2 separate regions of the Homo sapiens genome follow, and region 2 is linked to region 1. The links are chromatin loops, found by intact Hi-C in ENCODE. Cell type or tissue: B cell. All regions are shown on one strand. Links, peaks and the distances in the headings refer to the core of each region. The heading gives the core; the rest is flanking DNA.

Evidence for each region. A loop is a pair of places that touch in the nucleus more often than their neighbours do. Peaks named below come from ENCODE experiments on the same cell type or tissue, not always from the same donor. Only the 100,000 strongest peaks of a DNase experiment are listed, where the experiment ranks them.
Region 2: it touches region 1 in a loop (6-fold over the local background); 5 of 110 quality-filtered maps call a loop at or near these places.

Annotation. Positions count from the first base shown.
Region 1 is chr2:31,309,702-31,325,763 of GRCh38, forward strand. No RefSeq gene overlaps it. Among named protein-coding and RNA genes, the nearest start is that of EHD3, 84 kb to the left of the region's middle. RefSeq lists a silencer at 9,085-9,154. In B cell, for the core only: no CTCF peak of the experiment used is centred there; DNase peaks (open chromatin) are centred at 9,190, 9,790 and 10,270; H3K4me3 peaks cover 895 bases; H3K27ac peaks cover 1,862 bases.
Region 2 is chr2:31,249,328-31,265,873 of GRCh38, forward strand. EHD3 (EH domain containing 3) reads left to right here. Exons shown (of 6, transcript NM_014600.3): 3 at 44-141; 4 at 11,183-11,595; 5 at 12,222-12,386. It overlaps LOC124905983 (a long non-coding RNA gene), which reads right to left. Exons shown (of 4, transcript XR_007086270.1): 1 at 14,041-16,546; 2 at 8,329-8,520; 3 at 21-379. Among named protein-coding and RNA genes, the nearest start is that of EHD3, 23 kb to the left of the region's middle. RefSeq lists enhancers at 3,399-3,478, 3,519-3,568, 3,849-3,928, 6,880-7,707, 7,793-7,842. In B cell, for the core only: no CTCF peak of the experiment used is centred there; DNase peaks (open chromatin) are centred at 7,044 and 9,194; H3K4me3 peaks cover 1,979 bases; H3K27ac peaks cover 4,298 bases.

The sequences.
Region 1 (16,062 bases), core at 4,634-12,633:
TTTGTAACTCCTTTTAACAGTTCTTGTAGTCCTGGCTTGGTAGTGGTGAATTCTCTCAGCATTTGTTTGTCTGAAAAAGATTGTATCTTTCCTTCATCTATGAAGCTCAGTTTTGCTGGATACACAATTCTTGGCTGCTAATTGTTTCGTTTAACGAGGCTGAAGATAGGGCCCCAATACCTTCTAGCTTGTAGGGTTTCTAGTGAGAAATCTGCTGTTGATCTGACAGGTTTTCCTGTATAGGTTACCTGGTGCTTTTGCCTCACAGCTTCTAAGATTCTTTCCCTTTGTCTTGACTTTAGGTAACGTGATGACCATGTCCCTAGGTGATAATCTTGTTGTAATGAATTTCCCAGGTGTTATATGAGCTTCTTGTATTTGGATGTCTAGGTCTCTAGCAAGGCCAAATAAATTTTTCTCAATTATTTCCCCAAATATGTTTTCCAAACTTTTAGATTTCTCTTCTTCCTCAGGAATCTCAGTTATTCCTAGGTTTGGTTGCTTAACATAATCCCAAACTTCTTAGAGGGTTTGTTCATTTTTTCTTATTCTTTTTTCTTTGTCTGTGTTGGATTGGGTTAATTTGAAAACATTGTCTTCAAGCTCTGAAGTTCTTTCTTCTTGTTTGATTCCATTGCTGAGGCTTTTCAGGACATTTTGCATTTCACTAAGTGCGTCCTTTATTTCCTGAAGTTGTGATTGTTTTTTATTTATGCTAGTTATTTCACTGAAGATTTCTCCCCTTATTTCTTGTATCATTTTTTTTTATTTCCTTAAATTGGACTTCAGCTTTCTCTGGTGCATTTTTGATTAGCTTAAGACTGAACTTCTAAATTCTCTTTCAGGTAAATCAGGGATTTTTTCTTGGTTTGGATCTATTGCTGGTGAGCTAGTGTGATTTTGGCAGGGGTTGGGGGGTGGCTGTTAAAGAACCTTGTTTTGTCATATTACCAGAATTGTTTTTCTGGTTCCTTCTCATTTGGTATGCTATGTCAGAGGGAAGATTTAGGGCTCAAGGCTGCTGTTCAGATTATTTTGTCCCACAGGGTGTTCCCTTGATGTAGTACTCTCCCCCTTTTCCTAGGGATGTGGCTTTCTGGGAGCCGAGCTGTAGCGATTGTTATCTCTCTTCTGGATCTATCCACCCAGCAAGTCTACCAGGCTTCAGGCTGGTACTACAGGTTGTCTGCACTGAGTCCTGTGATGTGAACTGTCTTTCGGTCTCTCAGCTGTGGGTACCAACACCTGCTCCAGTGGAGGTGGCAGGGGGTGAATTGGACTCTGAGAGGGTCCGTAGTTTGGGTTGTTTAATGCACTGTTTTTGTGCTGGTTGGCCTCCTGCCAGGGGGTGGTGCTTTCAAGAGAGCATCAGCTGTGGTAGTATAGGGAGGATCAGGCGGTGGGTTGGGGGTCCTATAACACCCAAGAGTATATGCCTTTTGTCTTCAGCTACCAGGGTGGATAGGGAAGGACCATCAGGTGGGGGTGGGGCTCGACGTGTCTGAGCCTTGGGTGGGTCTTGCTGCAGCTGCTGTGGGGGTTGGGGCTGTGGTTCCCAGGTCATTGGAGTTATGTTCCTAGGAGGATTATGGCTGCCTCTGCTATGTCATGCAGGTGGTCAAGGAAGTGGGAGAAATCCAGAAGTCACACTCTTCAACCAGCTTCCACATGACCCAAAAAGTGGGTCTCACTCCCACTGTGTCCCACCCAGCCCCATCAACAGCAACAGTCTGTTTCCAGCCAGCAGGTGAACAGGGCTGAGAACTTGCCCCAGGCTACAAGCCTCCCAGCTGCAAAAGCAAGTAGGGCTTTTGTGCTTCCCCACCTGTGGATTCTGCACAACAGATTCATGCCCTCCCCTGAGTTCTGGCCAGGAAACTTTGCGTTTGGTTGGAATTTTTACAAAGTTCAGCTGGAGATTTCCTTCTCCCTGTGGTCTTTTCTTAGTTCCTCCCCTCCCCAAGGACCCCTGTCAGACAAGTCTGAAATAGCTTCCCAGGAGACTCAGAGCCCACAGGGTTTTTGCCACTGCTTCCTCTACCACTGTATTTTGCTCAGCTTTCTAAATTGACTTAGCTCCAGGTAAGGTCAGAATCTTCTCCCATAATTTAGACCCTCAGGTTCCCCAGTGAGGGTATGTGTTTGGGGGCAGACGATCCCCCTTTCCCACCTCCACAGCTTAGGCACTCACAGTATTTGGGCTGTCTCCCGGGTTTTGCAGGGGCAATCCACTTCCTTCAGAGGGTCTGTGGGTTCTCTTGGCTTTCCTGGTTTATTCCTGCAGTATTCTGGAGTGGTTAGTTAACACTGAGGTTTAAAACCCTACACTCTTGCCAAAACTCAAGGAAAACATGGGCAGCTCCCTCCATCTCCTCCCTTCCTAGGAGAGAATAAGGAAAGGCATGTGGCCTAGAAGCAAGGGGAAGAAAGAGGGCCAGAAGGAGAGAGGAGACCAGCATGTGCCCAGGATTAAAATCAGGCAAGTTCTCCACTTACGAGGGAAAGAAGGACATTGTCAAACTGCCTTTAGAGAAAGGACAGAGACAGAAGGGAGTTTTGTTCTTGTTGTTGTTGTTGTTGTTGTTGTGTTTGTTTGTTTGTTTTTTGAGATGGAGTCTCGCTCTCTCTCCAGGCTGGAGTGTAGTGGCACTATCTCAGCTCACTGCAACCTCCACCTCCCAGGTTCAAGCGATTCTCCTGCCTCAGCCTCCTGAGTAGCTGGGACTACAGGCACGTGCCACCATGCCCAGTTCATTTTTGTATTTTTAGTAGAGATGGGGTTTCACCATGTTGGCCAGGATGGTCTCGATCTCTTGACCGTGTGATCTGCCTGCCTCGGCCTCCCAAAGTGCTGGGATTACAGGCGTGAGCCACCATGCCCAGCCGAGAGAAGGGAGTTTTAAATGTTCTTCAGTGTTTCCAAAGGGCCTTCTCCATGACCATTGCTGCTGTAAGCTTTCCCCTATAACCAGGAGGTCTGGCTACCCATGGCCCCACATCCGAAGGCTCAGTGGGTAGAAGAGCTGAGCCTTCTCTGGTGAGAAGTGAGGTGCTGGGCTTGGATATCGGTTTTTCAGCACACTAACCCAGTTACCACCCTCTTTCCTTCTCTCTCCACTAGTCACACACCCCTGTTTTCTAGGTGTGAACCACTGACAAAGCATTTTTCATGCACCTTGCTTTGGTGGTGATGTGGCCCACATCTACATAGGCTCCAACTACTGCCAGCAGCTGGTGGAATGACTTAAGGTCTAGCAGAAGTCATATGGATAGGTCATATTGATAGAGTCATATCGCTATCCCTGGCGATTACTGCAGGTGCAGTAATCAGCTCAGACAGCACTGTGTGTCTGCTTAATCAGATGAGTGTCTGGATGATGTGTGTTATTTGAGAAGAGCACAGAGATTTGAGTAGTTCAGCCCAGATTCAAGCTCTGACTCAGCTACTTACCCACCCAGTACATGACGTGAGTGAATTAGTTAACTTCTCTGAGCCTATTTCCTTATCTGGAAAATAGAATTAATGCTGACATCATAGGATCACTGTGAACTAAAGTGGTTAATTAAAAACAAAAGTATTTGTGAGGTATGAAAGCCTGCAGTGATATGGGACACCATAAAGGTGGAGAACGTAGTATCTGAAGTTGAAGAGCCCGGCACTTGGGTTCCAGCTACACTGGTCACTAGTGCGGGGACCTTGAACAGATGCTGATGCTTTTATTTTTAATATAGACTTTTTGTTTTTCAGGCAGGGTCTCCTTCTATCACCTACGCTGGAGTGCAGTGGCATAAACATGACTCACTGCAGCCTTGACCTCCTGGGCTCAAGTAGTCCTCCTACCTCAGCCTCCTGAGTAGCTGGGAACACAGGCACATGCCACTATGCCCAGCTAATCTTTCAGTTTTGTAGAGACAGGGTCTTGCTATGTTGCCCAGGCCAGTCTCAAACTCCTGGGCTCAAGCAATCCTCCCGCCTCAGCCTCCCAAAGTGCTGGGGTTACAGGCATGAGCCACTGTGCCCGGCTAGACTTTAATTTTTAGAGCAGTATTAGGTTCCCAAAAAAATTGAGTTGGAAGTACAGAGATTTCCCATATATCACCCCCAACCCCAGCTTCCTCCACTGTCAACATCCCATGCTGAAGCGGTACATTAGTTACAATTGATGAACCTACACAGACCCATCATTATCACCCAAAGTTCATACTTTGCATTAGTGTTCACTCTTGGTGTACATTCTAAGGGTCTGGACGAATGTATAATGACATGCATCCACCATTACAACATCATGCTGAGTAGTTCCACTGCCCTAAAAATCCTCTGTTCTTCACCTGTTCATCCTTTGTTGCCCCCAGACCCCTGATAACCACTGATGCTTCTACTGTCTCCATAGTTTTGCCTTTTTCATAATGCCATGTAGTTGGAATTACACAATATGTAGCCTTTTCAGATTGGCTGTTTCACTTAGTGACATGCATTTAAGCTTCCTCCATGCCTTTTCATGGTTTGATAGCTCATTTTCTTTTAGTAATGAATAATACTCCATTCTCTGGATGTACCAGTTTATTTATCCATTCGCCTACTGAAGGAAATCTTGGTTGCTTCCAAGTTTTGGCAATTACAAATAAAACTGCTGTAAACATCCATGTGCAGGTTTTTTTGTGGATCTAAGTCTTCAACTCAATTGGGCAAATACCCAGGAGAATGATTGCTATATCATATTCACTTTTCTGAGCCTCATTTTCTTCACTGGTAAAGTGGAGATAACAATAGTCCCATAGGGTGATTGTGAAGTTTAATTGAGATAATGCACATGAAGCCCTTAGCAATGCACCCAGCACATAGGCAATACTCAACTAATGGTAGCCCATCCTTGTTATCCTATTCAAGAGTAATGACAATACAAATGTGAGAGATGGAAATTCAAGTATTGACCGAGGGATATGACACATGGAGGTGGCATAGTCATGCGTCATCTGTCCATACTCCAAGAGGGCACAGGGCAACAAGAAATACTAGAAGACAGTCAGGGCACCACTGCTGCCATTGAGGTGGGATCTGGTCATCTCCTAGGGCCTGTGACCCTGAGTCCTGCAGTCCTGAGCTGCCAGGGTAGGGGAGGTGGAGATCAACCCATGGTCCCACAGTGAAGTGTGTCCCAGCTTTAGCAAACCAAGGTATCCTCCCACTGTGCATTCCTCTCCTCCCCAAGCCTGCTCCTCCAGCAGCTCCCCACTCCCCTCCTTTTGACTTATCTGAGCCAAGCCCTGTCCCTAACTAGAAACTCAGAGGTGATGAAAACAAAGTTTTTTCCTCGCTTTACTTACTTCCTGTGAACTCGCTTAATTGTTCCCAGATTACTAGGTCACCAGGAGGATTTGGTACCTTGGATTTTTTTTTCTTCTTCTTCCTTATGCTTTCTGGAGACAACAAGGGTCACTTGGGGTCCTGCCTTGTGTGGCAAGGGTATGCTGATCGGATTTCTCTGGAATCCATTTCTGTGGTGTTTCTTGAGTGAGGGGATGGACTGAGTGGCCTGGGTGGTGTGTGGCTTTCAGAAAGCAATGCATTATTTTCTGCAGAAGTAACTAAAGACACGTTCTCTGAGCCTCCAGTGATAGGCCATGTTAGCTGGAAACAATAATGGTGGTTGTATTTCTGTTGTTTCTATCTCAGCCTTTCTTTTTCAGGCTGCCATAGAATTATTAAATGGTTTGAGTCAAAATCAGGCCTGAGCCTTTCAGAAGCCTTTCCTTAGACAAACACCGCTGGTAACGCTTTAGTTTAGCCTTCTGACAAGTGGGTCTCATTACTCCACCCATGTGCCCTTCCCCTCTGCTCCCATTCCCCTCTCTTGGATAAAAGCCTGGGGAGGAGTGAGAACTGCTTTGCCCTGTGCTCTTGGAGCAGGGCCTTTCTCTCAGGATACAAAGCCCTTGGGGAAGCAGGCAATTCTGCCCATGATGCTTCTGATGCTTTGGGTGGAAAAGGTTGCCACCCGAGAGCCTGGTTTAGGCACCACTCCAGCAACACCCAGGAATCAGCTGAGTGTCCCCCAGCATGTCACCTCCACGGTGAGGGTGTTGGACCTGATGACCTCTTCTAGATCCATTTTTAAACATTTCTCCAAGTGACTTTAGCACTACCCAGTAGAGGTTTCTACAATGACAGGAATGTTCACTAAAGGCTACCCTGTACAATAATGGCAGCCACTGGTCACGTGTTGCCTTTGAGCACTTGAAATGTGAATGGTACAGTGCAGAAAGACTTATTTCATTTAATTTTAATTAATTTAAATTTAAGGAGCCACAAGGGGCTAACGGCTACCATATTAGACAACACAGGCCTAGGCTACTGGATTCTGTATGTTTAAAACTGTGTGTTCCATCCATTCTATCTAGAAATTATACCACATCCACCCATGTCTCTTCATTTCCACAGTATCCACCTTAAGCTGAGCCACCAACATCTCTTTCTTAGGAAATGACAATATTTACTCCTTGGTTTCCTTTCTCTAACTTTAGCTCCCTCTGATCCGTTTGCTACAGTGAAAAGTGATCTTAAAACAAAAATTGACCAAGTTACTCTTCTCCTCAAAATCCTTCAACAACTTCCCCACTGCAGTAAAATTGAAAACCCCTCATGAGGCCTGCAAGTGCCTGCATGCTCTGAGCCCTGCTCCCTTGAGTGTCTGCACAGTCTGAGCCCTGTTCCTTCAAGTGTCTGCACACTCTGAGCCCTGTTCCCTTCAGGCCTCATGCTGTCTCAGTCTCCCCACTGTACCCACCACAAATTAGGCTTCTGGAAGCCATCAAACCCTTTTTCAGTTCAGGTCCTTTGCTTAAACTTCCCATTTGTTCTAGAGCTGTGCTGTCCAATACAGATGCCACTAGCCACATGTGGTTTTTAAGAAATATGTATTTTTTCATTAATTAAAATTAAACAAAACTTAAGATTTATTTCTCAGTCACACTAGACACGTTTTAAGTGCTTGCTAGTCACATGTGGCTGATGGTTACCATATTGGACAGCACAACAGTTCTTTTGGACAGCACAGTTCTGGGACATTTTTCCCCACACTTGAGCTTAGCTAATTCCTACCCATCCTTCAAGTCCAACATTCCATAGAGGCCTTTTCTGACCCTCCACTCTAAATTAAGGGTCCCCGCTTTATTTCTCACAGAACCTGCAATTTTCCTTTTCAGTTCTTCCAACTCTTTGCAAAATTATAGTTACGTGTCTGACTGTTTAATATTCATGTTTCCTATTAAGATCTAAGGCAGTGTCTCTTTTGTCCACCTGTCAATCCTCAGCCCCTGTCTCAGTGCCTGGCACTTAGCAGGAGCTCATTCATGTTGAGTGAATGAATGAAATAATGAATACGTATATAGATGGGTATAGTGGCTAAACATCATTTACTTGCCTAAAGAAACACAAAATCAAGAGTGAGAGCTTAGGAACCACATGGTCCTGAAATAAAACTCTGACTTCCATTCTTATTCTAACCTTTGGGAGCCACTGTCTCCTCATGTAAAAAACGAATGTTATTGCCATCTTAGACTGCTGTGCTGAGGAGTGAATGGGCTGACACAGGCAAAGCCCTCAACATATAATTATAATAGGTGTCATGTGTACATGCGTTTTTTTCTCTTTATCCCCTCTGCTATGTCCTTCTATCCTTCTCCATGGTCCCCTCCCTTCCACGCTGCATCTCTGGACCTGGCCTCTGCGTCTCTCATGCCTCAGGCCCATCCCTCTCTAAGAGATCTTTAGTTCCTGCCAACCTGTCGCAACTCAAGGATTAAACTAAACATTTCTCCAGCATAGAGCACCCCCTATGTTTGGGCATTCTTCACTGTCTTCCCTGTATGTGGCTGTATAAACCAGCCTGAACTACCTTCCCACCCAGAGCTCATAAAGGCAGACTCCAGCCTGCAAATGCTCTCAGAATAGCATTTGCTCAGAATAGCAGGTGCTCTTAACACCTGGCAGAGAGGGGCCCCATTCTCTTTGGGCATTTTCCATCAATTTGTATCTGCAGACCACATGCATCAGAATCACCTCCAGGGCTTGTTTAAAATTCAGATTCTTGGGTCTCACTCTAGATTTATTTAACCAGAATCTCTGCAAGGGGGGCCCTGAACCTGCATTTTCAATAACCAGCTCAGATGATTCAGAGCTCTTGTCAAGCCTTCTCAGGGTATAACATTTAACCCCGGGGAATACTGGGAGGATGGTTCCGATAAGCCACTCACTGATCCTCCTTTAATGTTTATACAATTTCATTTTTACATCAAAAGATCATTTACCAAACACCTACCTAGTGAGTTATTGAGTTTATTACTATTATTTGGAACTCATAAACTCACATGAGGAATTTTGTCAGGCTTAAAGGGGGTGCCAACCCACTCTTCTGCCCAGAGTTACCTGCAGCAGCAAGCCATCCTGCAGACTTCCATGGGGTAAGTGTCCACAAAAGTCACTGGAAGTCCCCATTGGTAGTCATTTAGAAGGACGCAGTGTAATCAAAGGACCATCACTGTTGTCTTGAATGGGTCGTGATTTAAAATTGCTGGTCTTTTTGGTCTTTAATGATAATTTATATTTGTTTCATCACTATCAATTTGTTTTCTATGGGTGATATGGTTCACCCTACAGTATGTAGGCAAGCAGGTTGGCATCAGTATAAACCATGGCCTACACATTCCTAATAACTAGAACTTAAGGCACGCAGCTTGCTGTTCAAATATAAATAACCTCAAAGCCAAAGCAGATGTGTGTATACGTAATCCCTTCAAAATCTGCATGAGATTGATATTTCATCATAGTAAGCGTGTTCATTTCCCACATGAAATTGTAAAGGCAGTGGCTAGGATAGTGGTGCCAGCAGAGACATTTAAGCAGCCCTGAGCCAGGCTCTGAGCAGAGCTCTTGTCATTTTTCCTTTTTTTTTTTGCTTTGGGAAGAAAAAGATATCTTCCCCTGGCACCCTAGGCCCACCTCCTTCAGGCAGAATTGCCAGTTCCTCTGGCCCCTGCCTCACCCCCTTCCAGAGTTCTCTCTACTTAACTCCACCCTCAGGCTCCACCCTTGAAGGGCACAGCCCAGCTGTACTGAGTTGAGGTTTTTCTGACCCTCAGAAATAAGCAGTTAGCAACATCCCCAGCGCCTGTCTTCTTTCTGCTCTTCCCAGGGGGCCCTTGACTCACCACCAACCCACAGGGGAAACCACAGAGCACAGCAGCCCAGCGCCGACTGCACCTCCCCGGAAAAGTTCCTGGAGGTTCAAGAATGGCTCCTCTATGTTGACTCCCTGTCTCATCTCAGGTGCCATGCTGGACTTTTATATACGGGGTCTTAACCCCCCACCACAGCACAAGCCAGCAAGGTGGGGCTTCATGCAAATGAGGCGGCTGAGGGCCAAAGCAGTGTGGTGGCCACCCCTCACCAAACTGAGCCTGTTCCCAGTAACTACTCCCTTTACCGTCCCATGCTGGAGGCCAGCGCCCAGCCAGCTCCTCTCTGTGCCTTTTTTTTTTTTTTTTTGGTTTTTATTACATCCAATCCCATTTATGTGAATGTGCACAAAAACAGCAAGATCTTGCTGGTTTGGAACTAGGACATACTTAATTTTAAAAAATATTGAGGATTATTTACACATAGTGAAATGCATAGCTCTTAAGTGAACCATTCAATGAGCTCTCGGGTGCAGCTGGACCAAGTTAACAACAAAGCAGTACACAGGGGTTTAGCTAAGAGGCCAGGATGAAGAAACTAGGAAAGGAGCCACTCACCCTCACACAGCTGTACCACCCCAAGTTCCCCTTCGCATTCCCACTGAGGGCCTGCTGACATCCTGTTTAACATGACTGTCAAAACAACTCTTGTTATGCTATCTCAGCCATGTTTATGAGAGCAAAACCACTTGGGAGTAAGCCAAATGTCCATTAAATAAACTACAGTGCCATCCATACAATAGAAAATACCATTGAGAAAGAACATTAATAGACACGGAAAGCTGCCTGTTAAAGGCACCTCATAAAACACCAGTGTTAACAGTTGTTCTGAGTGTCCGGATTATGGGCAACTATTATATTCTTCTTCTGATTTGCCAGTACTTTGTGCAACAAATGTAATAGTAAATAAATTTTATTTGTTGAAGGTGCTTGGCTCTACATTGTTACATCTGGAGGAACAGGGTGTACACAGGAAGTGTAGAAACGCTACAACAGCAATCTCCCTGACAGAACTGAGATGAGCAGCGGGGAACGCCTACATGCCCTAGGACAGGAATCTGTGGCTGGCTTTCTCTGGTTCAGAAGGTCTTACTCTGTGCAAGAGCTTGCACACATATCTCATCATTTGGAGGAAACTAACTGGTTAGCACCCCAGGCAAGGCTGGCTGTTCTCACTGCCCCTTCCATGTGGTTTACTGCCTCTATGGTTTTGTTCTTCCCACTCCCTCTTGCTGAAGAGCCCTCTGGCATGGCTCAGCAGATGTAAAGTCTATCCATACTGAGGCAGGATAATGGCCCCTCAAAGATGCCCCAATCCCTGCATCTTGTAAATATATCATGTTGCATTGCAAAAGAGGCTTGGCAGATGTAATTGAGGTTACAGAATTTAAAATAGCCAGAGTACAGCTGGGTACGGTGGCTCACGCCTGTAATCCTAGCACTTTGGGAGGCCGAGGCAGGTGGATCACTTGAGGTCAGGAGTTAGAGACCAGCCTGGACAACATGGCAAAATCCTGTCTCTACTGAAAATACAAAAATTAGCCAGGTGTGATGGTGCATGCCTATAATCCCAGCTACAGGGAGGCTGAGGCAGGAGAATTGCTTGCACCCAGGAGGCGGAGGTTGCAGTGAGCCAAGATTGTGTCACTGCACTCCAGCCTGGGTGGCAGAGCAAGACTCTGTCAAAAAAAAAAAAAAAAAAAAAAGCCAGAGTAGCCCAGATCATCCAGGTGCACCCAATCTAATCACATGAGCCCTTAAAAGCACAGAACTTTCTCCCGCTGGAGTCAGAAGAGAAGTGGCAGAACTCAACAGAAAGATTGGGAGCGTGAGAGGGACTTGACCCCCATTGCTGAAGGCTACGTGGAAAGCATGAGGAGAAGGTGGGCAGCCCCCAGCTAACAGCCAGCAAGGAAGTGAAGACCTTAGTCCTACAACTGTAAGGAACGGCCAACAATGAGCTTAGAAGCAGATTCATCCCCAGAAACTCCCAAAAGGAACACGGCCCTGCCAAAACCTTGATTTTGACCTCGTGAAACTCTAAGCAGAGGACTGAGTAGAGCCACATGTACCCACACTTCTAACCTACAGAACTGTGGAATAATAAAAATAGGTGTGATTTTAATCCATTAAATTTGTGGTCATCTGTTATGGCAGCGATAGAAAACAATACACTATCCTTCAGGATCAATGCAAATGCCACCTCTGTGAAACCTCCTCCAATTCCTCCCTCCATATACGTGAGCGTTCCCGTCTCTGAATTCTCCAAACACTCTTCCCCAGGTCTCTTCAGCCACCACCGTGGTCCACCTGGTCTTAGGGTTATTTGTGCACATGTTGTATTTCTCCTGCTAGATAGACTGCGAGCTACTTGGGGCAGTATCTGAGGCTGATTCATCTTTATTTTCCTTTTAGGGCATTGCAGAACGCTTCATACGTAGTCAGAGCTAAATTTTTGTTGGAAGGATGTCTTCCTACCAGTAGATGGATGTTTATTGTTTAATAAAATGAATCTCTATGGCAATTAGGAATTAAAATATGGACCCCGGAAATATTTGCAAATATAGAAAAAAGTAGCCAGTGATGGATACTGACAGCATAAGAAAAACTAGAATGTGCAAAAGTAGGATATCTAAATCTTTTTGATGCTTGGAATCTGACTGCTGTGGCAGTTGGTCCTAAGATGTACATTAACACAAAAAATAAATAGGATTACAAGTAGGATTCTAAAATATAACCTCTTAAAACTTCTAGCAACATGGAAGTTTAAGGAAATGAATGTTCCTCTGCTGCTTCAAATAGATAGAAATGTTGTAGAAACTGTAATATAATTTTTTAATATCCAGCTGAGCTCAAAATAAAGAAAAGGAAACTCTCAGATTCCAGAGAAGAGAAAACTCCAAGTCAGACTGTCAAGAGCAATGGCTGAGCAGTCCAGTGGGCTTGGGAACAGGACATCGGTCCTCATGGCTTGGCTTAGGGATTTAACATCCACAGGTGAAGATGAGATGTTCTCAGGCTGATGGAGGTAGAAAGCTGAACTTCTATACCAAATAGTACCTATGGCATAATAAGAAACTTCTATTTGGTCTTCATCCCTGGTTCCTGATAGAGAATTCCTAAATTGCTTGGAACTTGCTAGGTGATAGGAGTATCTTTTGTTCCAATGAGGTTACTTTTGGTGGGCTTCTAGACAGCTTCAGAATGGCGACTGGTTACCAAAAGGACCAAGCCTTGATACGAAGCCTAGAATTTTTAGCATCACTCTACCCTCCCACACCACCCCATCCTCCCCAGGAGGGAAGAGGGGCTGGAGATTGAGTTAATAATAGAGTGTGCCTATGTGATCCAACCTCCATAAAAAACCTCTAAACGATGGGGTTCAGGGAGCTTCCGGGTTGAACACATCCATGTGCCAGGAGATGGGGGCACCTCAACTCCATAGAACAGAAGCTCCTGCACTTAGGACCCTTCAGACCTTTTCCTATGTTCCCTATATGCCTGGAACTCATCTGGTTGCTCATTTGCATCCTTTATAATAAGCTGGTCAATGTAAGTAAAGTGCATTCCTGAGTTCTGTGAGCTGTCCTGGCAAACTATCAAACATGAGGAGAGAGGCATGGGAACCCCTATTTATAGCCAGTTGGCCAGAAGTACAGGAGGCCTGGCACTGAAGCAGGGGCAGTCTTATGAGACTGAGCCATTAGGCTGTGAGGTCTGTGATAACTCCAGGTAGTTAGTGTCAGAATTGATCTGAACTGTTGGACACTCTGGTGTCCAGAGAATCAGAGAATCGGTTGTAGTGTTGGAAAGCACCCTATGTAGAGTACCCATGAAGAGGGGAGAGAAAAAACTATTCATTAGCCTGTGGAAGCAGCAAGAAAGCATTGTATCTACTCAGAGTTCTTGGGAAGAAAAGAAAACAAAAAGTTTATATGAAAAATCAAAATTCCAGGTGTGGGGTCTATATTTACCCAGCACACATGGTAGAAGCTCACCTTTGAACTGATAAAAAGGCAATAAAAGCACAGAAGACACATGTGCTCTATAGGGAATCGTTCCCCAACCCACAGAGCACAAGTTCACCACAGGAAACGGAACACTCATTGAGAATAAGCTTATAATGAAAAAAAAATGATCTATGTGAATAAATATTCCACATTGAAGGAAAGAATTAGACTATGAGAACTTGTAAAATCTGTTAAAAATAAATTGTACTTAAAATGTTAGAAAACACTTCTGTGAAGTTCTTACTACATGGTAAGCATTGTTCTAAGCATTTTACTTGTTTTAAAGAGATGAAAGAAGGAGTAGAACACAATGATAAAATACAATAAATGGAAAAGGAAATAGTGTCGATCATCACATACGAAGCACTACCAAAATTCCCCATGCACTGGCACTTGGTAGAGCTACATGACTTGTTCTGGCCAGTGGTCTGTGGCAGGTGGTGCTGCGTGTTAATTCCAATATTGGCCATAGGATAGCTAATGTGACATCCTCCAGATGTCCGTTTCCCTGTTGCAGACACCCAGTAAGCCTCATATTCCAGGTAGTGCAACTGCTAGATGATGGAGCCTCTTTCGTCCTTGGTCTCTGAGTGACCGTGTAGAACAGACCCCACCAAAATCCACTGGGTACAAAGGAGTGAGAAATAAACTATTGCTGTATTCAATCATGGAGATTGGGAAATTTGGGATTATTTTCTTTCTGTAGCATAACCTAGTCTGTACTAACTCAAGTGAATGTGAAAAAAAATCAGAATGTATGAAAATAAAAGTAAAGAAACTAAGACTAAAAACTCGATTTACTTAAACATGAAAATAGACAGAGTTGAAGAGATCATTAAATAATTGAAATGTAGACCTAGGAAATTACCCAGAAAGCACCACAGAGATAGAGATGAGAAATATGAGGCCTAAAGATACATGGAGGATAGAATTAGAAGTTTCAGTACAAATCTATTTAGAAGTTAAGGAAAGAAAGGATAGAGAGAATGGAGGAGAAATAATGTTGCAATAAATAAGGGCTTAGAATTTTCCAGACTTGAAAACAAGTTCTCAGGATAAAGAAGCATGGTGAATTCCAAGAATAATAGGTAAAAAGTTAATCCATGCCTAGACAACAGAACACCTTAAAATAGAATACTTTAACAGAAGAAAAACAGCCAGAGAAGAGATAGTGCCTGCAAAAGAAAGACAATTACGCTGGCATCAGAAAAATACATTCCAAGGGTTTGGGAAATATAACTACTCAGCTAAATCAATAGCAGCTAATTCAGCAAAATCATCATTTATGAATGAGGGCAAAATAAAGCCTTTTTTTTTTTTAACAAAAAGAGACAGAGCTTGCCATTCACAAACTCTGGCTGAAAAACTATGAAAGCGTGTGTTTCTAAAAGAAGGAAATTGAAGCCAGAAGGAGGGAGTGGAATAAGAAAGCAATAACGAGAAAAACAAAGGTAAGCGTATGAGTAAAACTAAATATTTGCCTGTACAAGAATAACAACAATGACTAATCAGAGTGTTAAAGTGAAACTGAAACACTTGATTATAGCCACACGGAGGAAGAGAGGGGAAAATCAATTAATGCATTCTAAGCTTCTCATCCTGTTTGGTGACAACATAGAAATATTAATTAAACATAGGCTTTGCTGAATCAAGTGTGCATGCTAAAAATACAGAGATGACTTCTAAAAGAATAGAAATAGGATGTAGAAGCACGAAACTCATATAAAGAATGAGGTGGGGAGAATGGTGGGGCAGGGGAAGGGTCGGGGGACAGGGATGCTTGATTAAGCCAACAGCAGACAATGAGAAAAAGAGAAAGAACATGGTCAGTAGTGACACACCAAATGAGATGATAGAAATGTCAAAATAGGCTATTAATCACAATTAATGTAAACACATTGTTTTGCCAGTTAAAAGAGAAATATCCTTAGATTGCATTTAAACACACACGTCCATCATGCATGCTATTCATAAGAGGCCAAACCATACACAAACTATGTGTATTATTTATTAGAGACTCAATAAAACGTGACACGAACAGTTGAAAATAAAGAAATGGGGAAGGTATGCTCCAAAATTCCAGTGTGGGCTATGTGCCTTAGAGGAAAGCTCTCATGCATTGCAGAAGGAGGCATGTTCAAAATTGTTCGCTACATTGAAAAGGGAAGATGATAAACAGCATAAACATCCAATGGTATGGGGATAAAAAAATTAATGTTGGCATGTAATAAAGCACCATGTAATGGATAAATGGCTAAACCAGATCAAATGGGCCCAGATGAATAAATATTAGAAGCATAACATTGAGTAGAAACAAGGAATTGCAGAAGGCTATCACAATATGATATCATGAATGTAGATCTTTTCCAAAGGAAACTTTTTATTGAAGAATGATATATATACATACATACTTACCTAAAATGTACAAATCATAATGAACAGTTCAATGAATTATTGAAAAGTGACCTGGCCTGGTAACCTGCACTCACATAAATAGAACATGACCAAGCCCTCCCAGAGGCTCTCCCCGAGTACTACATACCTCCAAAGGTAACCACGATCAAACTTCTAACCCTAGAGGTTGGTTTTGCCTGTTTTTGAAATGTATATATATGTGATCATACAGTGTGAACTCTTTGCGTCTGGGTTTTTGTTTTTGTTTTGAGATGGATCTCCCTCTGTCACCCAGGCCCAGGCTGGAGTGAAGTGGCATGACCATGGCTCACTGCAGCCTCTACGTCCCGGGCTCAAGCAATCCTCCCACTTCAGCCTCCCAAATAATTGTGACCTCAAGTGGGTGACACCATGCCTGGCTAAT
Region 2 (16,546 bases), core at 5,428-13,427, 60 kb before region 1:
AAAGGTGGGCGAGTACTCACCCAGGTTACCTCTGCCCATGCAGGTTCGTGTGTGCCCAGCTACCTAACCCTGTGCTGGAGAGCATCAGCGTCATCGACACACCAGGGATCCTCTCTGGGGAGAAGCAGAGGATCAGCCGGGGTAAGCAACCTGCCTGAGGGGTGTTGGCTGTGGGCTCCATGGTTCTGGCACGTTCAGTCTCTTACATACCAGAAGAGAAGCACCCAGGGCCATGCTGTCCCTTGGTGAGCCGGCACTTCTCCTGTGCTGTGTGGGATCATTTTACCTGGGGCAGTCCTAGGCCGGGGTTGGCAGGGGTCGGGAGAGGGGAATTCAGGTCCACCGTAGCTCAGGAGATAGCTGGCCTCAGTCTTCTCATCTGTAAAATGAAGACATCAATATCAGTCTTACCTCGTTGGGTTTATTCATGCTACAAGGGGCACCTTCCATGGCCCTGATCCTGGCTTGCTTCTTAAGTTCCTGGGGAGCTTGCAGCTCTGCAGGGCAGCCAAATGCATACAGAGAAATTCAGCTCAATGGTATCAGTGCCCTGGGTCATAAGAGGAGGGAACCAGGTAGTGAAAGCACTTCAAAAACTGTTCACTACAGATAAATACAGGATAATTGCTCATTAAAGGAGGTTGCCTGGTATGGTGGTTAGAAGACAGAACTCTGGAGTCAGGCTGGCAGGGTTCTAAGCCTGCCTCTGCCACTTCATAGCACAGTGACCCTCAGCAGGTTTCTTTATTTCAGTTACTTTGTCTGAAAAATGGTGTGGGGCGGTGGGGGCGGGTGGGGTGGGAATAGTATTATCCATCTTACAGAGTTGTTTGAAGATTAAAAGAAATGCTTAAGATAAAAAGCCTTTTCTGGTTGGCACATAGCAAGTACCTAGTAACCATGAGGGATTATAGATGATCATCATCATCATCGTTGTTTTCTTTTTTTTTTTTTTTTTGAGACAGAGTCTCAGTCTGTTGCCAGGCTGGAGTGCAGTGGCACGATCTCAGCTCACCGCAACCTCTGCCTCCCGGGTTCAAGCGATTCTCCTGCCTCAGCCTCCCAAGTAGCTGGGATTACAGGCGTGCACCACCACACCCAGCTAATTTTTTGTATTTTTAGTAGAGACGGAGTTTTACCATGTTGGCCAGAATGGTCTCGATCTCCTGACCTCGTAATCCACCTACCTTGGCCTCCCAAAGTGTTGGGGATTACAGGCGGGAACCACCGCACCCAGCCTGTTTTCTTTTTTCTAACTCTAAAATGCTAGGCAGATGCTATCAAAAGCTAAAAACAACTGCTCTGGGCCCCCACCCCCAGCCTGTCCTGGCACAGTTTGCTGAGTGTCCTGTATAGCCCACTACCCTCTCTGTGCCATGTGTTGTATCTCTGGCAAGAAAATCAGATGACGCCATGCCCACCCCAATATTGGAGCTAGTTGCCAGGGCTGGAGCCACATCAGCACTCAGAAGTCAGCCTATGGGTAAGGAAGGGCTTTGAACTGCTGGGGTTCTCTGGGAAGCAGCTAGAACTCTTGCCTGAATGGACCTAGGTAGGTGACTGTCTGCATGTGCCTTCACCCTCTGTGCTCTGTGGCTCTGGCTGGGACACAGATCTGCCCTGCCCATGTCTGTGCCACAATAGTGGGGCCCAGAAACCTTTGCTCTTTCTGCAAGAGCATGGCCTGCCCAGGCCAGCACTGCTCACCCCAGACCCCTCAGAGGAGAGGTCACAGCCTCATGGTGTGACAGGCCAGTGCTCCTGCAGTTGTGTATTGACGAGGCCCAAGTGGTGCAGGCCCTTGGCCCAGGTGCAGGCCACTAGTGCCAGACCTGGGCTTCTGTCCAGTGCTCCTGTGAGCTGCCTTGGTGTCCTCTCTGCAGAAAGCAGCTCTCTTCTGATGAGGGCAGGTGTGTGGTGCAGGGCCAGGCTCGGCTCTTTGAGGCTACACTATGCCTGTGTGTGAGCTGCCATGGCTGGGAGTGGAAAGGGAAGACAGTGAGAGAGGCCCTCCAGGTCAGCAGCCTGCTCAAGGGCCAGGTTAACCCGAGTCAGCCCTCCAGGGAAGACACAGCCTGGAGTCCTCATCCTGTAGCAGGTGGGAGGGAGTGGGGAGGCTGAACATCCTGAGAGGAAAGCCCTGCCCTTCCTCCTTACCACCTCTTGCTTTGCTTAGGAGGTGAGACCTGGGAAGAAGAGGGGAAATGAAGCAACTGAGTCAGGAGGGACTTGGGAAACTGTGTTAGCAGTTCCTGTAATTGGTGGCCTGTGAATTCTGGGACATCACAGTGTCACCTGGGAAGGGGGTCTTGGAAGACTTGATCTCCTGGCTCCCTATCTCTGGGCTGTATGGTGGAGGTGATAGGGAGCTGGAACCCCTGGCCTGGGAAAATAGGGATGTCTGAGCCTCCCTCCTTCCAGCCAGCACGCACGCTGTAAGCACCTGGCTCCCTGTTAAGGGCCCTGTGGAGGGACAGCACGGGTGGTTTTTCTGTCTTGCTTTGGTTTGTTTGCCGGAGCACCCCCTTTCTCCTAACCCACCTATTCCCAACCCCAAGTGGTTCATCTGGGGTTTACCCTGCGTTTAAGCCTGAAGGGGATTTGCTGTTTCACTCAGGCAGCTCAGGACTCCTCCAGGAAGGCTGGGGAAAGCCACCCCTTCCCAGTGTGAACTCCCTGGGGGACGTCACATGTGCACCTGCAAGGCCAGTGTAGCCTGACCAGCGGGTCCAGAGAGGACTCCAGCCTCTGCGGTTTCCAAGGACACTGTACTAGGAATTCAGAGTTCTGGGCTTTAGAACCTGTGTGTGTCTCAACAGGTCACATTTTCAGTGTCCCCATGTGTAACAAGGGGTAATGATATGTACCACACAGCCGTCTTGTGAGGTCTATAGACCATATGAAAACACGGGCCATAGCCCTGGGTCTGGATCACCATGAGCTACCTTCCTCCCTCCCTCCCTGTCAGTTGGCACCACCTATCATACAATCCCAGAGTAATCTGTGTGAATAGTTTCCCTTGTAGTTGTGCAGTGCACAGCCTGTGCACCTGTATGTGGCAGGCTGGTTCCCAGGGACTCCTGCCTTCCTCAGTTCCTATCCTATTCTATTCTTTTCCTATTTCTGTTTTTGTTGTTGTTGTTGTTGTTGCTGTTGTTGTTGTTTTGAGACGGAGTCTCGCTCTGTCACCAAGCTGGACTGCAATGGCGTAATCTCGGCTCACTGCAACCTCTGCCTCCTGAGTTCAAGCGATTCTCCTGCCTCAGCCTCCTGAGTAGCTGGGACGACAGGCATGCGCCACCACACCCAGCTAATTTTTGTATTTTTAGTAGAGACGGGGTTTCACTACCTCTCTCCTGCCTTTGTCTTTGGACCCCAGTGACTGCCTTAAGCAAATTAGGCCCTTGGTGTTCTTGCCTGCACTTCCTAATGCCTCCCATCCCACATTGACTAAGCACCAGGTCCCCCTACCTCTGGGAGAAATGATGGCCCCAGGAGTGGCTTTGCAGGCCAGTTTGTTTTCTGCTTTCCTGAGTCCAGACTGTAAATGCAGCTGCTGGCAAAAGCAGCCTGCGTTAAAAACAAGAGCTAGAACTGGGCTGCTGGCGCCTGGGGCGGTGCTGACCTCAGCACCCTGAGGAGACCAGGACAGTTGGGGGAAGGGCGTCAGACACCCTCAGTTATCTGTGGTACCCCAAACGAGTAAAGTTTCCAGGGTGCAGAGCCCAACCCCTTTCTTTCTCACAATTGGCCTTAGAACACATAGCTCCAGTTTAAACTGACGCACACCTCCCCCACCCTCCCCCACCCATACCTCCTTTTACGCACACACCCACTCCCACACCCACACATGCATACACACTCCTCACACATATCCTGCATATACACAACTCCCCTCTTCCCCACAGCAACCCCCTCCCACACACACACACACACACACACACACACACACAAATGTGTGCATAGAACAAAACTTGCTTTCTCATGGCTTCTTGCCTAGGGCTCCAAGAGCTCTGGGTTTGGCCACAGAGCAGACTGGGTGCTTCTCGCCTTACTCCAGCCAGCCCAGGCAAGGACCGGACACCCTTCCTCCCTGGGATAGTCCTGCCAACTATGTCCTACACGAGGGCATCTAGAACCTGAAACTCAGCCCACCTTCTGCTCACTGAGCCTCATACCTGGCGCAGGGCTGTGTCTCACCAGATAAAAAGGGGCATGGTTATCAAGTCGGCACAGAGGCCCCTACTGGCCATATTAGACTGCCTGTTCTGCAAAGTGAGCTGCTTCCCAGGGCTCCAAGACCTCAGGCTTCACAGGAAGGAGCACTCGGGCCCCAGGCTGGACTAGGGCGGCAAAGGGTCGTCCTTGCTCAGGGTGTGGACCCTCTACTGGGCCTGGGGCGGGGTGTGTCTTGTGGGAAGAAGGCTGGGGTGCCCGGGAAGCTGATTCTGGGAGGTCCTGGGCCAGCACTTGTCTCTGGATGCAGATGCATTGGGGTGGGCAGGGGAGGAAGACAGGGAGGTGGTTCCTGGAAGTGGCAGGATGTGCCCCAGCCTGGCTCATTACTGGGAAGAAGTGAGGATGCAGCAGGAGTGGGAGGGCTCCAGAAGGCTGAGTGTCCTGAGCTTAGGAACCACATTTCCTGGCTGCTTCCCAGCTAGAAATCCCCATAGGCGCCACCTTAGGAAAGCAGGGCGGGGCTTTGTGCTCACATCACAGACTGCACAGCTTGAAGCTCCTCCCCACAGGCCCCTTTCTGCACAGGTGAGCTCAGTAAGGCCAGAGCAGGTTGAAAATTTGCCCGGATCACACATCTAGGGAACTCGGGTCTTCCTATTCCTGGTCCACGGCTTCTCAGCACATTATCATCACCTGCCCCGGAAGAGCACAGGGGGTAGGAATGAGGGCAAACCTCTCATCTCCAGGTTTCCTCTAGGGGTCTTTAGGGCTCAGACCTTGGCAGGTCTGGGCTGATCCTTGCAGCCTCACATTCCTAGCCCATCCAGGGCACCCTCATTGGAGCAGAGCCTGCACTTAAAGGCCTCTGGGTCTTCCCAGACTACGTGCCGGTACAGGCACGCCTGTGTGGGCGCTCCTGTGCCTGGGCAGAGCAGCCGAGTCCTGACGCCCTTCAAAAGGCCTTGCCAACCATCTGCTCGGGCCGCTCTTTGCCGTTACTTCTGGGAAGCATCTAATGTGGCATTTCTTCCCCGTTGTCAGCCAAACTCTTCCCACATTTTGGAAATTGATGCCTTGTTATTCCTCTTTTGCTCAAATGCCTTTAAATCTTGACGGAGATTTTTTTGGGGAGGGATGGGGTTTTGTATGTACCCACCGCAAGTAAGTGCCTGGTTTGAGGGCTCAGCCTCTGAGCTTCAGGCTCACATGGCTGTGAGCTGTTATAGAAAGAGAATGTGGGCTGCAAGTCAAGGAGCTGGGTTCCAGGCCTGAGTTTGCCACCACCTGGCTGTGTGAGCTTGGGCAAGCCCCTTAATCTCTTTGTGTCCAGATTCCCTGTCCTGTAAGATGTGTATGCCCTACTTACCTCCTGGGATACAGAGAATTATGAAGAGCGAATGAGGTCACGTGGCTGGAAACCCGAAGAAGTATGCTGCCCTGTGAGGGCCCAGGCACTGCATGCCAGGCCATGATGGAAGCCGGCGGGTGAGGAAGGGGTGGCTTTCCTTACTGTGTTTGTCTGATTGATTTCCTCTTGCCTGGCATTACTTCAAAGTGCTTTCTTTCCAGTCATCTGGAGCCTCCGGTTGGAGGGGACCATAGATCCCTGCAGGCTGCCCAGTCTCCAGGCCCGGAGCTGGCTGACTAGACCTCTTAGAGCCAGCAGACTTGTGCTATGAAGTCCAGGAAGGGCAGCTTCTCTGCTCTGTCTCTTGGGGCTTGAATCTCCCCCGACTCACTAGTCCATATTTCATGAACACTTGGGCTGCCGCAGGTGCCCAAGAGCTACCGTTGTGGGTCTCAGAGCCATCGCTGGGACCAGAGAGGGGAAGGGGGCCTGTCACTGGCCATAGCACTCACCGCAGCTGCTGAGGCAGTCTGTGCTGTCAGATCTTGTTGCCACAGCTCTACCACAGAGTCCTCATTCAGCTCTACCACAGACCCCTCATTCAGTCATTTGTTATCCCTATTTTGCAGCTGAGAAAATTGAGGTTCAGATTTGCCAAATAAATGAGAAAGCTAATCCTATACCATACCCTTTTTCTTACTGGGTCCAGTCCATACCTTTGAGATACCGCCATTCCTAGATCTGCACCTAAGTCCAGGCCAAGTGAACAACTAAATATCCACCCTACAGATGACACAGCCTCGGGGTTAGCCAGGAGCAGGGAAGTCGAGCTTCAGAGCAACCCATGGAGTCATTGCTTGATGGTCATGGTCTTCACAGCCACACCTGGCTGGAAGCTTCTGGCATTACTGAGTCTGTAATTGGATAGCAGCTTTCCAGAGCAAATAGGAGGCCTCTGCTTATAAAATCACGGAAAGAGTTCCCAGAAGCCCTTGGCCTGTCCTCAGGCAGAGGCAGACTTCACACAGGCATCCCCGAGGCCTGTAAGACAGCAGCCTGCAGCCTCTCTCTCTTGCTGTGCCTGCAAAGGGTCCCTTGTAGCTAATCTCCATCCATCCTGTTGTACTCCCCACCCTCACACCTCTGGTCTCAGATGCAGAGAATTGTGAACCGAGAAAGGAAGCTCGGAGGTTGTCCAGCTCAATCCCCTGATTTGACAGGCAAAGAGACAGAGGACTAGAGAGGGGAGATTCTTGCCCAAGGACACACAGTAAGTTAGTGGCTAAGCGGAAACGAGAGGTGGACTCACCCAGGCCAGTGCTCCTCTGGTGACTCCTACAGAGCACATCCCATCTCATAGAAACTAGGGCTTAAAAGGAGTGCTTTACAAAAAACAGCAGGGCAATGAGAACAGCCAAGGTCACAGCTCAGCAGTTTCACCTGCATCCTCTGATTTGTTTAGATCCTCACAATAACCCTACGACTGAGTCACTGATTCCTCAACCATAAAACTGAGGCCCAGAGATTACTCATTTACTGTCTCCCAGATGCCAAACGTGGAACAGGTTTCCACGTTTTCCACGTTTCACTTCCGTTCAGCAAATACTGATAGTGCACCTGCTGTGTGCCACACACCGTGCTGGGTGCAGGGGAAGCCCAGAAGGGTGAGGTGCTGCCCCTGCCCTGTCCAGCTCCCAGTGCACCGAGGATGATTTCAGTGAGCTGAAGAGCAGAACAGGAGCGTGCATGATGCTACAAGACCACTGAGGGCAGGGACAGGGATAGGCAGGGGTCTATCCTGTTCTGGCAGCATGGACATATTGCTGCCCCTCAGCCTTTGCAGACACAGCCTTCTCTTACATCGCTGGTGTCATCAGGGATTGCAGCAAGTTGCAGGGACAGAGCCTCTTCCCTTCTCTGCAGCTTCTCTGGTGTCTTTGTTTTCCCCAGCCTGGTGGAGGCGTGGCTACAGTGCAAGAGTTGAGTTTGGAGTTCAGGTCTTGGCTCTGACCCCCAGCATTGCATGGCCTTGGGCCTTTCTCTCACCCTCTATAAACCTCCATTACCTTGTCAGCATAGGACTCAACACTGGCTGCCCTGGCTGCCTTAGCCTGTTCTGAGCCATTGAGCCAATATATTGGGGCTGAGATTTGCTGGACAGGTGAGAGGGAGCTGCAGCCCAGTCTTGGTCCTCCCAGCAGCCCCTCCTGTGGCCTGCACTGGCACAGCTAAAATCCAGATTGGGGAATAAGGAGCAGCAGAAGGCCAGAGGCCTGGCAGGGAGTTGTGGAGGGTCCCTACTGCCCTCCTGCTGTGAGCTGTTTGCAGAGGTGGGGGTTGGGGATTTTCTTAGCCCTCTGGCCCCTCCCTACCCACAGCTCTGAGGGACTGCCTTTGGGAGGTGACAGCAGCCTTGCCATGCGCTGTGCTGAAGGGAAGATAAAAATAGGCTGGAGCCATCCCTGGGAAGGGAAGGATGGACAGAGGGATGTAGGAAGGAGGGGAGTAGTGCGGGCTGCAGGCTTCACCTGAAGTGGGAATGCTTAGGCTTCCCGGGCTCCAGTGAGGAGCTGGCTGTGCCTGCGTGCCAGGGAGGGAGGGAGGGAGGCAGGGAGCGGCCAGGTGCAGAACGGCTGGATGGCTGACAGCTGGGTCATCTGGCCTCACGACTTGCCAACTGTTTGACTCTCTCCTCTCTGAACCTCAGTTTCCTCCCCTGGAAGTGAGAACGATACTCCTCGCGCTGCCTGCCTCAGAGCGTGTCGTGAGGGTGACATGAGATAATGACATGAACATCTTACCGTCTGCAGCAAGCACTGAACTTCGAGTTGGAGGCTAGGGGTCGTGTCTCATGGGTGGTATTGGCTGAGTCACTTAACTCCTAGAGTTTGCGTGAACATCTCCGAGGGAGGGTTGATGATGCCCCTGCCCACTGGGCAGAGCAGCCTCTGAAGCACTTTCCTGGGCCTTGTCTCTGAGCCGAGACAGGACACCTGTGTTCAAAAGAGAAGGCAAAATCTAGTTCACACCAGGCCCTCGATGACGCACCCATCAGGAACTATCCTCAGGATGGCACCTGGAGATACTGGGCCAGCTCTGCCCCTTCCTGAGCCTCAGTTTCCCTATCTGTAAATCAGGAAGTTGGACCATTGATGGCTAAGCTCCTCGTAGCCTCATAGGTCTACGCCACAGGAGCAGGGGGAGAAGGCTCAGGTGTTAGTTGAGCTGTATATTCATTGAGCAGCTGACAGATCTTGGAGAAAATCACATGGCAATGGGAATGCTTGGAAGCACTTCATTTACCAAAGACAGAGGAGCTGAAAATGGAGTAGTACTGGCATCCGGGTAACCAAAGGAGGGTTTGACCTTCCTTTGTTTGTTAGAATTCTCTTACAGCCACCAGGGAAACATTACAGGGGTCCTCCAGGAAGCTTTAGGGCAGCAAGTTTTCCCGACCGTCTGATCCCATCCCCCTACCCCCTGTGGCAGTGCCTCCACACGTCCTAAATATGTACCCCACTGGGTGTTCACTAGATGCCACAGGGTGGGGGAAAGGCTTTTTAAACCTAGCTCCGTTGGCTCCATTCATCCTCATCCCCCACCCCATCGATGCCTGCTACTTAGTCTGAAATGACAGCCTTTGAAAGTGAAAGCCAACTCGGTGCAGTGGTTCATAGCACTGACTCCAGGGCTACCTTCCTGGACTTGAGTCCCAGCCCATTGCTTACCAGCTGGGTGACCTTAGACAAGTTCCTTTATCTGTTTGTATCTCTGGTTACTCCTCAGAGAAGTGGGGCTGATATTAGTGTCTAATGACCCTACACAGAGTCATCGTGAGGATTAAAGGAATGAATGATTATAAAGTACTTAGGTCAGTGCTGAACACCTTTTGAATGCTATTGTTATTTTTATGGGCCAGTGGTATTCAAAGTGTGGCCCTTGGACCAACAGCATCAGAATCTCCTGGGAGCTTGTTAGAAATGCTCTGCGCCAGACCTACTGAATCAGAAACTTTGGGGATAGAGTCCAACCATCTGGGTTTTAAGAAGCCCTGGGGGGATTCTGATGGAGGCTAAGTCAGGACCCCTGTTAAAGACAGTCAGAGCTTCTTAAGTCTGACTCACTCACAAGGCAGTTGCCTGATGATCTTGCCTGGTCTCTAGCCTCCCTCTGTGAGGCAGGGCAGGCTTTTTCCTAATGATTTGGTTTCCCATTCGATGGTGGCAATGAGCTTTGGGTCCCCAGTGTGTGTCACCTTGGAACCCTTGTGCTATGGGGAGCCAGGATGGTTGGTCACTTTAGTACCCAAGAAAGGGCTCCTACCTTGGTGCCAGAGGTATGCCACGGGGGAGTGGCAGGAGGAGAGGCTGAGAACCCTGCTCAGACTCAGAATGGGAAAGCCTAACACCTCCATCTTCATGCGACTGCTGCTGCTCATGGGCTGTGTGCCCTTCGACAAATCACTTGACTTCTCTGAGCCCCACTTCCTTATCTCTTGTCTTCCTATTTTATGTAAGAGGAGCCTGAGACACAGAGGTAAGACCTACTGGGGCTCTGGGTGTCAGTGAATGTATAGACTATTGGTCCACCCTCCTACTTCAGCTCCTACTGGATCCACAGCTACTTGGGATTGAGCAGAACAACTTCTCTGGGGCTCCTGTAACCAGTCTGACCTAAAGCAGCTTAGTGCTAGATAACCAAGATGCGGGTGGCCAGAGTTCCAGTCACATCCTAAGGAAGAAACCCCTTGTGGTTTCAAGAGTTGGGAATTTTGTGCTGCAGCTGATTACAAAGGAAAGAGCCTGAGTGAGAACAAGATGTTTTTATAACAAGAATTGCAGATTTCTTCCAGACCAGTGACAGGCATGGTCTGAACCATCATCAGTATCTACTTTTTAGTGTTTCATTGTTTTCAGACCTTAGAAAGAATTTCTGGGTCTTTGTGTCAGATTAGGTGTCCAGACTTTCTTTTCCAGCGGGCTGCTAAATACAGTAAGCACGGATAGGGGAGCTGGTATGGAAATAATGACGTTAATAAGAGTTACTAGGCCAGGCGCAGTGGCTGGCTGGGGGCGGTGGCTCACACCTATAATCCCAGCACTTTGGGAGGCCAAGGCAGGCGCATCACCTGAGGTCAGGAGTTCAAGACTCAGCCTGGCTAACATGGTTAAACCTGTCTCTACTAAAAACACAAAAATTAGACGGGCATGGTGGCGCATGCCTGTAATCCCAGCTACTCGGGAGGCTGAGGCAGGAAAATCACTTGACCCCAGGAGGCAGAGGTTGCAGTGAGCAGAGGCAGTGCCACTACACTCCAGCCTGGGTGAGAGAGCAAGACTCCGTCTCAAAAAAAAAAGTAACTAGCATTTACTGAGCACCTACTAAGTGCCGGATTCTAAGAGTATTTAATCTTCATAGTTCTATTAACTAGGTATTCATATTATTTTAGTATTTAACAGTATTTTTAGACGAAAAAAATTCTATGAGACATTGAGTAATTTGCTGGAGTCCAAACAGTTAAAATGTGGAGGAGCCAGGATTTAAACTTAGATCTGACTCCCAAGACTGTGTTATTTCTACCACACCCGACTGCTTCTCCAAACCCCTACCCTATACCCCAAAGGCCCCAGCCCCTGATTGTCCCTCTGCCGGCAGGGTATGACTTTGCAGCTGTCCTTGAGTGGTTTGCCGAGCGGGTTGACCGCATCATTCTGCTCTTCGATGCCCACAAACTGGACATCTCTGATGAGTTCTCAGAAGTCATCAAAGCCCTCAAGAACCACGAGGACAAGATGCGAGTGGTGCTGAACAAAGCTGACCAGATCGAGACGCAGCAGCTGATGCGGGTGTACGGGGCCCTCATGTGGTCCTTGGGGAAGATCGTGAACACCCCAGAGGTGATCCGGGTCTACATCGGCTCCTTCTGGTCCCACCCCCTCCTCATCCCTGACAACCGGAAGCTCTTTGAGGCTGAGGAACAGGACCTATTCAGGGACATCCAGAGTCTGCCCCGAAATGCTGCCCTGCGCAAGCTCAACGACCTCATCAAAAGGGCCAGGCTGGCCAAGGTGAGGCAGCCCCCTGGGAGGTGGGCAGCTTGGGCAGGGGCCCAGAGTTTGGGGTCAGCTGCACGAGCTGAGGGTTGCTGCCTCCAACAGCCAGTGCATCATGTGTGTGACACCAAGGGGCAGGACAGTGCGGGAGCCATGGTTACAAGCTCTCAGGTCAGATGGCCAGATTGGAACTGACTCCATTGTTTACTGTCTGTGGGATTCCCAGCCTTGGCAAGGCCTTTAGTCTCTCTGTGCCTCTGTTTGCATCTGTAAAATGAAGGGGTTGTTGGAGGATAAAGTGAAATAAAGAGTCTCAAAGCCCTCATCACAGTGTCTGGCACCTTCAGAGATGCTCAGCAACTGTCAGCTGCTGGTATTGCCTTCAGCAGCAGCAACATGACCACCTCACCCTGCCTTGACCATAGCTCCCCACAACCTCACCTTGCCCACATAACATAGAAAAACAGCCCAGCCCTGCAAGCAACATGGAGCCATGAGGGTAGAGGTAGAAATTATTTCAAAAGTAGGAGCAGGAGGAGGCGGGAGGGATGTAGGGGAAGGAATGATGCAAGAGCCATCCTAGAAGGAAGGGACCGTCCAGGGTCTTGATGTGAAGGCTTCTCTCTGGCCCTGTTTGTCAGGTCCACGCCTACATCATCAGCTCTCTGAAGAAGGAGATGCCCTCGGTGTTCGGGAAGGACAACAAGAAGAAGGAGCTGGTCAACAACCTGGCCGAGATCTATGGCCGGATCGAGCGGGAGCACCAGATCTCACCTGGGGACTTCCCCAATCTGAAGAGGATGCAGGTAGCGAGGGCTGGGGTCTCTAAGACAAGGGACAGTGTCCCGAGAGCTGGCTGAGCAGCCTGAGTATGGAGGAGGCCACTCTTGGAGCCCCCCAGGGAGAACCCCGCCCAGAATCTGCAGGCAAGGAGGTGGCCCTGGATCTACACTCCTAGCTGGGCCATCACTGGCCCAACAGGGGCCATGTCTGGGCCTGGGGAGAAACACGGAGCCCACCGCCCCAGTGGTGCAGGTGTGTTAGATGATGCTGGGGGGCTGACACCTCCAGTTAATGACCTTCTCTAGTCACAGCCACCACAGGCTTGACGTCCCCACCATCTCTGGTGCAGTGGGATGGGTCACCTGACCAAGGTTCTCCAGGCTCTTAAAGTGCTCGAGTTTACATCTGAGGTCCCCCTTGTGAGCAATCTGGGACACGAGCTTCGGGGAGGCAGAAGTGCACACGGGAACTCGTCATCTTTGGGTCCTATTGCAGGTGCCTATCTTGGGCCAGTGGCCATCACACATGGTTTCTTACGGTTTTCCCCAAAGCACTCATCAGAGGGAGGCATTTTTCATCTGCCTTTTTACAGAAGAAACAGAGGTCTCAGCATTTTCTGAGTGTAGCATTCACATAGGCCACAAGAAGAAGAGCCAGGAGCTGGGCCCAAAGGTCCAAGCAGGAAACCACAACATTGACTGGATCCTCTGAGCCTCCATTTCCTCATCTGTAAACTGAAGCTACAAAATCACGCCTTATACAGGTGTTGTGAGCATCAGTGAGATAATCTTTGCAAAGCCCTTAGCACAAAGCCAGACAGACTATGCCCTTAGTACACAGTAGCAAATCATTAGGTGGGCAGAGGGAGGTGGGTGCTGAGCACAAAGCACCCACCCACTGTACAATGTTTGCAACTTCTTATGATTCTAGAATTAGGAAATTAGAGGCCAGGCACAGTGGCTCACGCCTGTAATCCCAGCAGTTTGGGAAGCCGAGGCGGGCAGATCACCTGAGGCCAGGAGTTCGAGACCAGCCTGGCCAACATGGCAAAACTTGTAATAAAACTACAAAAAAATTAACTGGGCATGGTGGCAAGCACCTGTAATCCCAGCTACTCGGGAGGCTGAGGCATGAGAATCACTTGAACCCAGGAGTCAGAGGTTGCAGTGAGCCAAGATTGTGCCACTGCACTTTAGCCTGGGCAACAGAGAAAGACTCCATCTCAAAAAATAAAAAAATTAGGGAATTAGAAAAATCAAAAAATAGCAGCCACAGAAGCACTTAATAGATGCTGTTGCTCTTGTTTTGATCTTTAGCTTGGGAATCAGTTTCTCAGTTTAAATCTAGGTTTTTCATAACATCACTATAGTCCTCAATAGGCATTTTTAGTTTCCTATCCGGCAGAAGAAAAAGAAAAAAATATACATTCCAAGTATTTGGAATTTGTTCATGTGTCCATTCACTCATATAACCACCTACCACGAGCCATTCACTAACCAGCATTGCTTTTGTTTTGCGGGTTTCCCGGTCCTTGACTTGGAGCACTTCAGCTCTTCGCTTCTGCTTTTGTTAAGAATTTAATGATTTGTAAGCAAACATTTGGGAAGATAACATTTGAAAGGGACCCTAAGACCCCAGTTTTAATGTGAGGAATTCTTTCAAAACAAAGATTCTCACCTCATTTGTTTGCCAGTTCAATATTCTGTTCTGCAGTTCAATATGCTGAATCCACAATGTAAACAGCTGTCCTGTGTGGGTGTCCATCGTAGGGTAATGGGAGCACCCACCATGCCCCCTAGTTGATACTGGGACCCCTGCATGGGAGCCCACCAAACATACCTAGATGTGAGCAGGCTGGGAGGGACAGGAGGAATGAGAGGTGGGAGGACCTTGGGACGTGATGCTCTGAGGGGTGGGAGATAGGGCCCTGTCTGCTCCTCCTCCAGGAGTCCTTCAGCCCTAAGGCCTTCCTGGCTCAGCCTCACCCTAGGAAGGAGGTGAGAAGTACCCAGGCTAACACTTGCCCTAGAAAGCTGTGGGTGTTTTTTGCATTTTTCTGCAGCAGACTAGCTGTGCTTCACCCTGTGTACTGGCCTCTTCCCAGCTTCTGGAGAGTTAGGTGGCCAGAGCCAGGGTAGGAGCAGAAAGCTGTCACCCTATCACCCTCTACAGGCCATGGAGAAGTTGGTGTTCTAGACTCGAAAACTTTCAAAATTGCAGAGACCTGCAAAGTGGAAGATATTTCTTTTATGGTGTGGTGTGGGTTGTCATGTGAAGGCAAGAGGAGCTCTTTCAAAATCGGCATGCCCACCTGCCTGCCTGTGCCTGCTGTGTCAAACCCTCGGGGACAGTCATGCCTTGCTAATGACAGGGACACATCCTCAGTAATGCATTGTTAGGTGATTTTGTCATTGTGTGTGAACACCATAGAATGTATATACACAAACCTGCATGGTAGGGCCTACCACACACCTGGACTATATGGTATGATGACCTATTGCTTCTAGGCCACAGACCTAGCATGTGACTGTACTGAAGGCTGTAGGCAATTGTAACACCATGTATTTGTGTATCTAAACATAGAAATGGTACAGTAAAAATACAGTATGAAAGATAAACAGTGGTATACTTGTACAGGGCACTTACCATGAATGGAGCTTGCAGAACTGGAAGTTGCTTTGGGTGGGCCAGTGAGTGAGTGGTGAGTGAGTGTGAAGGCCTAGGACATCACTGTACACTGCTGTAGACTTCTTTAGAAACACTGTACACTTAGGCTACACTATATTTATTTTTAGAAACATTTTCTTTCTTCAATAATAAATTAACATTTCTACTTTACAGACTTTTTTTTTTTTTTTTTTTTGATACAGAGTCTCACTCTGTTGCTAGGCTAGAGTGCAGTGGCGCGATCTCGGCTCACTGCAACCTCCAACTCTGGGTTCAAGCGATTCTCCTCAGCCTCCCGAGTAGCTGGGACCACAGGCATGTGCCACCATGCCCAGCTAAATTTTTTTTGTAATTTTAGTAGAGACGGGGTTTTCACCATGTTGGCCAGGATGGTCTCGATCTCTTGACCTCGTGATCCGCCTGCCTCAGCCTCCCAAAGTGCTGGGATTACAGGCATGAGCCACCGCGCCTAGCCTACAAAGTTTTTGACTCTTGTTGTAACAATTAGCTTAAAATGTACATTGTATATCTATACACAAATATTTTCTTTATATCCTTATTCTATAAGTTTTTTCTATTTAAAAAAATTTATTTTTTACTTTTTTATTTTTGTGTGTGCTAAAAACTAAGATGCAAACACCCATGCTAGTCTAGGCCTACACAGGGTCAGCATCATCAGTTTCGCTGTCTTCACCTCCACATCTTGTCCCACTGGAAGGTCTTGAGAGATAGTAATACACATGGAGGTGTCATCTCCTGTAATAACAATGCCTTCTTCTGGAATTCCTCCTGAAGGGCCTGCCTGAGGTTGTTTTACTGTTAACATTTTTTTTAAATAAGTAGAAAGAATACACCCTAAAATAACAATAAAAAGTACAGTATAGTAAATATTTACATAAACCAGTAACATAGCCGTTATCATTATCCGGTATTATGTACTCTATGGAAATGTGTGTGCTAGATTTTTATACCACTGGCAGCACAGTAGGTTTGTTTACACCAGCATCACCACAAACACATAATGCGTTGTGTTGTGTACAGTAGCTACAATGTCACCAGGCAACAGGAATTTCCCAGCTCCCTTATTGTCTTCTGGGACCCTCGTCATACGTGTGGTCCCTCATTGACTGAAACATTGTAATGCAGCACATGACTGTATTTTGAAAACTCTCCTCAGGTGACTCCGATGAGCATCCTGATTAAGAACCATAATTTGGGGATGACCTTTGGCTTCTGTTATGATTTGGTTTTAGTACCCTGTGCCCTGTTTGGTTTTTGTTTTTGTTTTCACTAAGTGGGGATAGAATGTGATTTTCCTACCTCAGAAGGGCGCTGGGGGAGTGAACGAGGTAATGTAGTGAAGGCACTTGCGGTGATTTTCAAGTACAGTATAACCCTTATTAAAGTAGAGGCCCACATGACCCAGTCTCAGAGGTACAGCATTCAAGAGACATGATTCAATAGCCAAAACTGACTTAAAGAGAAATGTAATGATTTCCTCTCTGGAATGACATTG